Linked DNA regions of Homo sapiens: region 1 is linked to region 2. Evidence: chromatin loops called from intact Hi-C (ENCODE). Cell type or tissue: PC-3. All regions are shown on one strand.

Region 1 (2,500 bases), 58 kb after region 2:
TTCTAAGCAACAGGGCCAAACAAGCTCAGAATTTATGGACTTACTTTTGTTGTTTTTTTTTTTTTTTGGACTTACTTTTTGAATGGAAGTCACAGTCACAACACTTGCCTATCAATTATTTATTTATTTATTTATTTATTTATTTATTTATTTATTTAGACAGAGTCTTGCTGTGTCGCCCAGGATGGAGTGCAGTGGTGTAATCTCGGCTCACTGCAACCTCCGCCTCCCAGGTTCAAACGATTCTTCCGCCTCAACCTCCCAAGTAGCTGGGAATTACAGGTTCCCGCCACCTGGCCCAGCTAGCTTTTGTATTTTTAATAGAGACGGGGTTTCATCAGGTTGGCCAGGCTGGTCTCGAACTCCTGACCTCAAGTGATCTGCCCGCCCCGGCCTCCCAAAATGCTGGGATTATAGGCATGAACCCCGTGCCCTGCCTTAATGATGTTGTGCCCTGCCTTAATGATGTTTTGAGACCACAATAAAACCTAACTGATTCATACCAATGGGGAACTGTCAAACTGCATCAGTGGAGAGAAGTGAATTACATCCTTTTTAACATAAACTCTTTTATTTCCAGTAGAATTCAAATAAAATAAAATCTTTATTTCCAAATGGTTCAATACTTGGACCTGTTTTTTAAGGGGTTGTTCAGAATCTGATCTACTACATTTGTTACAACCACATTTATTGTTTGTATGGAAACAGGAATGGCTAAAGTTTTGAGAAGTGTGTTCTTCCTAAAAACGTAAAACATTCAACATCCCCCAGCAACCATGCTCACACAGTTCGCTCCTTGGTAGAGCTTTTTCTTCCCAGATCATGTGGAAGAAAACCCCAGCTCAGGCTGCTCCCGGCTGCTCTGGTTCTGAGTGAGTGTGCAGAGGTTTGCAATATCAGCCCAGGTCAAGCCCTGAAAAATCTCTCCAGACTCCAGACTTGATCTGTCCAGACCCATCCGAGAATTAACAGGCTCCCCATCGTGCCCACAGAAGCAAGACTGTCATGGAAACACTGATTCAACCATAATAACTACTGACAGAAAAACCACACAAATGAACTAAACAATTCTTCCACCCAATCAGAGTCCAGGGGAGTCCATAGCCTCAGGATTAAAATAAGTAGGGCTGTTTTTATTATGTGGTCCAGCTCGTTTGAGCCTCTCCCATTGCCTTGTTTTCACAGCTCCCTTTTATGAGAAAGAAAGTGGGGGTGGGGGAGTTGGGAGGGAGACTAGAGCTATGCAGACGGGAATGCCAGGCTGGGAATACCAACAAACAGTGTGCTGCATGTCAGGCAAATTAAAACTTCTAGCCTGGAGGAGGCTGTAATCGTGTTTGCGGTTAGTCTGAAAACAAGCTACACTGAACTTCTATCTCCCAGGAAAACAGTCGAGTGTGGACTGAAGTCAAAAATGAGTATTTTTAGCAAGCATTCTCTCTCTTCCGTTTATTTTCTTCCTTCTTCTGTCTTTAGATATTAGAAACGCTAATTACATGAAGTATCATTATTATTCGAAGAAAGCACAGTTAGAAGGGTTAAAAATAAAAAGATGCCAAACCAACAGAAGCAGTACAATCCTAAGGAGGAATATATTTTAATTTTTCCCTGTACCCACGAGGTTCAGTTTGTGGGTCCAAGGGACCCAACCCCAATACCCAGTGAATGGTCATACCTGCAGGAAATATTTGGGCCAGTGTGGTGGCCCCCGCGGCTGTGGCCCCGTGGCCTGGCTCCTTGCCTTCCAGGGCAGGAGGGGACTCCGGGCTGCAGGCACAGGCTAAGGTCCGAGCTGAGGTACCAGGGAGCGGGGAGGGACAACAGCCCAAATAACAGCAGTCAGAAGGAGGAGGGAGTCCGGGAGCGGGAGAGAGACACAGAGACCCCGAGGGAGGCGTGAGGGGCGCAGAGCTGGTGGCCCGGGTCCGAGAGGTCGAGGGGCCGCGCGCGGGTGAGAACGAGCCCCGGCCCCCGCCCTCGGAACTGAGTCGATATTCCTTTTTTTGCTGTTTGAGTTTTCTCTTTAGAGTCGGACCCCGGTCCCAGCAGCAGTCTCAGAACAGAGGGGAGCCGAGGAGTCCCTGCCGGGAGGCCATCCCTCTGCGGGCCCCAGGGCGCCCCTGGGGGCGGCCAGGGCGGGCGCGGGGAGATGGGGAGGCGCCGAGCGGCCCTGGAGATGCCCGCGTCCCGGGGCGCCCGCAAACTTTCCCAGACACGGCGGGAGGCCCCACCCTGGAGAGGGGGGGTCCCAGGCCTCCCGTCTCTGTCCCCTGGGGCTGGTCACTCACCGGCAGCGCGGTTGGGGCTCCGATTCTGGCCGCAGCCAGCCACACCAGGAGGCGGAGGAAGAGGAGGGGGAGGAGGAGGGGGAGGAGGAGGGGGAGGAAGACCCGGGGCCGCCGAGTGGAGGGCGGGGAGGGGCGGCCGCGGCGCAGTGACTCCTCCCGCTCCCGCCCCCGCCCCCGCCCCTCCTCCCCTGCTGAGCCTCCCTTCTCTCTTC
Region 2 (2,500 bases):
TTTCAAAGATTTTAGATGGGGGTCATATAGTGTGTGTGTGTGTGTGTGTGTGTTATAAGGAAATGATCAATATTTTCATTGTAATCACTGCAGCAGCTTTACAAACATTCCATGATTCTGTTGCATTGTTCATAGCATCTCCATATCTAATGTGGCTATCTTTACTTAAATAAATGTATGAGATAAAGAGTAATTTCAAGAACCAGATTAAATTACTGTACCACTGACATAGCTAGAGAAAGAGCATTTCCATCAGAATATAGCTTTAGGCACAAAAACAAGAGTTTAAAGGATTTCACTTAATTCTTAAAAGATAAATTACCTTTCGTTCCATACAACCTGTTTCTTGTAGAGTGACTAATAGAATTCTAAGGCTGTAAAAAGCCTTGAGAAATCATCAATCAGTTAACCAACAGATGCTCATTAGCCATCTCTACCACTTACAGGAAGGGTAGGACAACAGTGGCCTCTGAGGTGCTCTTAACAACCTGATCACTGGAGGCAAGTGATAACTTCATTCTCATACACACACACCCAGAAAGATTGCAAACCCCATTACTCTTTTTAGTCCTCTGTCTGCAGTGAGGATACAGTAAGTTCATTTACACTTACTGCAGGCATTCTTCTGTCTTGTTATGGCAAAGTGGTTAAGGCTAGGGTTACAAATTGCTTATCTCTCTGAGCCTCAGTTTCTTCATCTAAAAATGTGGATAATGAGGATAACCTGAACCTTATAAGGGCTGTTGTGAGGATTAACCAGTTCATATGCATACAGCACTGGGGCAGTAGTATTCTATAGCAATATAGATGAGCCAGACATATTATTTTGCAAAGTGCTATTCAATTATAAAGCCAGTATTATTTAATTACTATAATTTTGCTAATAAAGGGACTGTGAATGTTACACATTCGGAGTTAAAAATTATACTACACATGATCTGATTTGATACTCACACTTTATAAGAAAAAATTATTTGGGGAAATTTTACGATGAAAATTGAAGAACTAAACCCAAATTGAAGACTTAGTGGTACAAAAAATGTCAGAAACAAAACCTTTCTACCTGCTTTTCTTTAAAAATGGTAAAAGCCTTTTTCCTTTCAAGTTTTCTGGCTTATTTTTTAAGGCTTTTGAAAATGCTAAATGCTCTACAATGTTTAGTAACACACTCCCTCTTCAGACTTTCTGCCCCACAGGGACAGGTGTCATGTCTGTCCTTAGCACAATGTCTGTCATGTTTGGGGCTTAACAGATTATTTTCAAATTCACCAATTAATGAATAAAAGATAGAGGAAAATCGTGTTGTCGCAGTGCTGACCACCAGGGGGAACTGTCCAGCTTTGGTCATTGTTCACTCAACATAATTCCTTTTCTTAGGACGGGGAATGTAAATCACAAAATCTTAGGTCTAGTTGATATCCAGTCCCTCCTGAACCAAAATATTTTACACCTGAAACTGAACTGTTAGAGGGCCGAAGGGAAAGAATAGCAAGAGGATGACAGAGTGGAGGAGGAGAGAGCAACCAACGTGCTGATGACAGGGCAGAAGAAAAAAAGAGAAAAGTCGAAAAATTGGGAAGTTAGAGGTAGATATATTTAATTGCTCCTCCACCACTCTCATTCCCCTTAATAATTCTGTGCCACCATATACACCTCCTCTGGCTAACCAGCATCCTCATTTGTCTTCAGCTGTCTTTCTCTTTCTTCCTTTCTCTTTCTCTCTCTATCACCCCAACAAAGCCTAAGCTCCTCTGCTGTCATTCACACCTTAGTATGAATGAAGTCTGTGAGCTAGTGCCTCAGGCAAACCTTTGTTGCAAAATGAAAGACCTGCCCACTGTCAAAGGAATACTAAGCATTGACAAGCTGGTTAGAAGGGACATTAAGGGACCAGCAGCCCTCCCCACCTTTCCAGAAATCACAGGTGATTTCCCCAGTAAAAAAGGTCAATCCTGATCCCTCAAATTCCCAGGAAGGAAAAAAAATTTAAAAAAAAGTTTTATAATTAGAACATAGTAGACTAGTTTATATGTTCTTGCCAGGTGCGGTAGGTAGCTTATACCTATAATCCCAGCACTCGGAAGGCCAAGGCGGGTGGGTTGCCTGAGCTGAGAAGTTCGAGACCAGCCTGAGCAACACGGCAAAACCTCATCTCTACCAAAAATACAAAAAATTAACCAGGTGTGATGGCACGTGCTGTGGTCCCAGCTACTTGGGAGGCTGAGGTGGGAGGATGGCTTGAGCCTGGGAGGTAGAGGTTGCAGTGAGCTGAGACCTCGCCACTGCACTCCAGTGCTATTCATTCAGTTTCCATTTTCGAAGTATCTTTTCAAATAATGCAAAGTTTTCCGAGACAATCTTGAAAAGGATAAAATTTTAAAGAGCTTTTTAAAAACTTTATGTTCTCTAAATACACAACTGATCTAAAAGTCATATAGAAAAATAGAGATGCATTCTGGGATCCTGCTATTCTAAGCGTATTCCTTGGGCCAGATGCATT

Evidence for each region. A loop is a pair of places that touch in the nucleus more often than their neighbours do. Peaks named below come from ENCODE experiments on the same cell type or tissue, not always from the same donor. Only the 100,000 strongest peaks of a DNase experiment are listed, where the experiment ranks them.
Region 1: a loop joins it to region 2, with 2.7 times the contacts of the local background. A loop is called at or near these places in 25 of 110 quality-filtered maps.

The regions. Positions count from the first base shown.
Region 1 is chr2:48,530,005-48,532,504 of GRCh38, reverse strand. The region is part of intron 1 of STON1-GTF2A1L (STON1-GTF2A1L readthrough); the gene reads right to left. It overlaps STON1 (stonin 1), which reads right to left and starts at 2,351. Exons shown (of 4, transcript NM_006873.4): 1 at 2,289-2,351. RefSeq lists a silencer at 2,020-2,219 and an enhancer at 1,811-2,358. In PC-3, no CTCF peak of the experiment used is centred here; a DNase peak (open chromatin) is centred at 1,124; H3K4me3 peaks cover 1,328 bases; H3K27ac peaks cover 1,252 bases.
Region 2 is chr2:48,588,190-48,590,689 of GRCh38, reverse strand. The region is part of intron 2 of STON1-GTF2A1L (STON1-GTF2A1L readthrough); the gene reads right to left. The region is part of intron 2 of STON1 (stonin 1); the gene reads right to left. Among named protein-coding and RNA genes, the nearest start is that of GTF2A1L, 28 kb to the left of the region's middle. In PC-3, a CTCF peak has its summit at 1,315 (motif pointing right); a DNase peak (open chromatin) is centred at 1,339.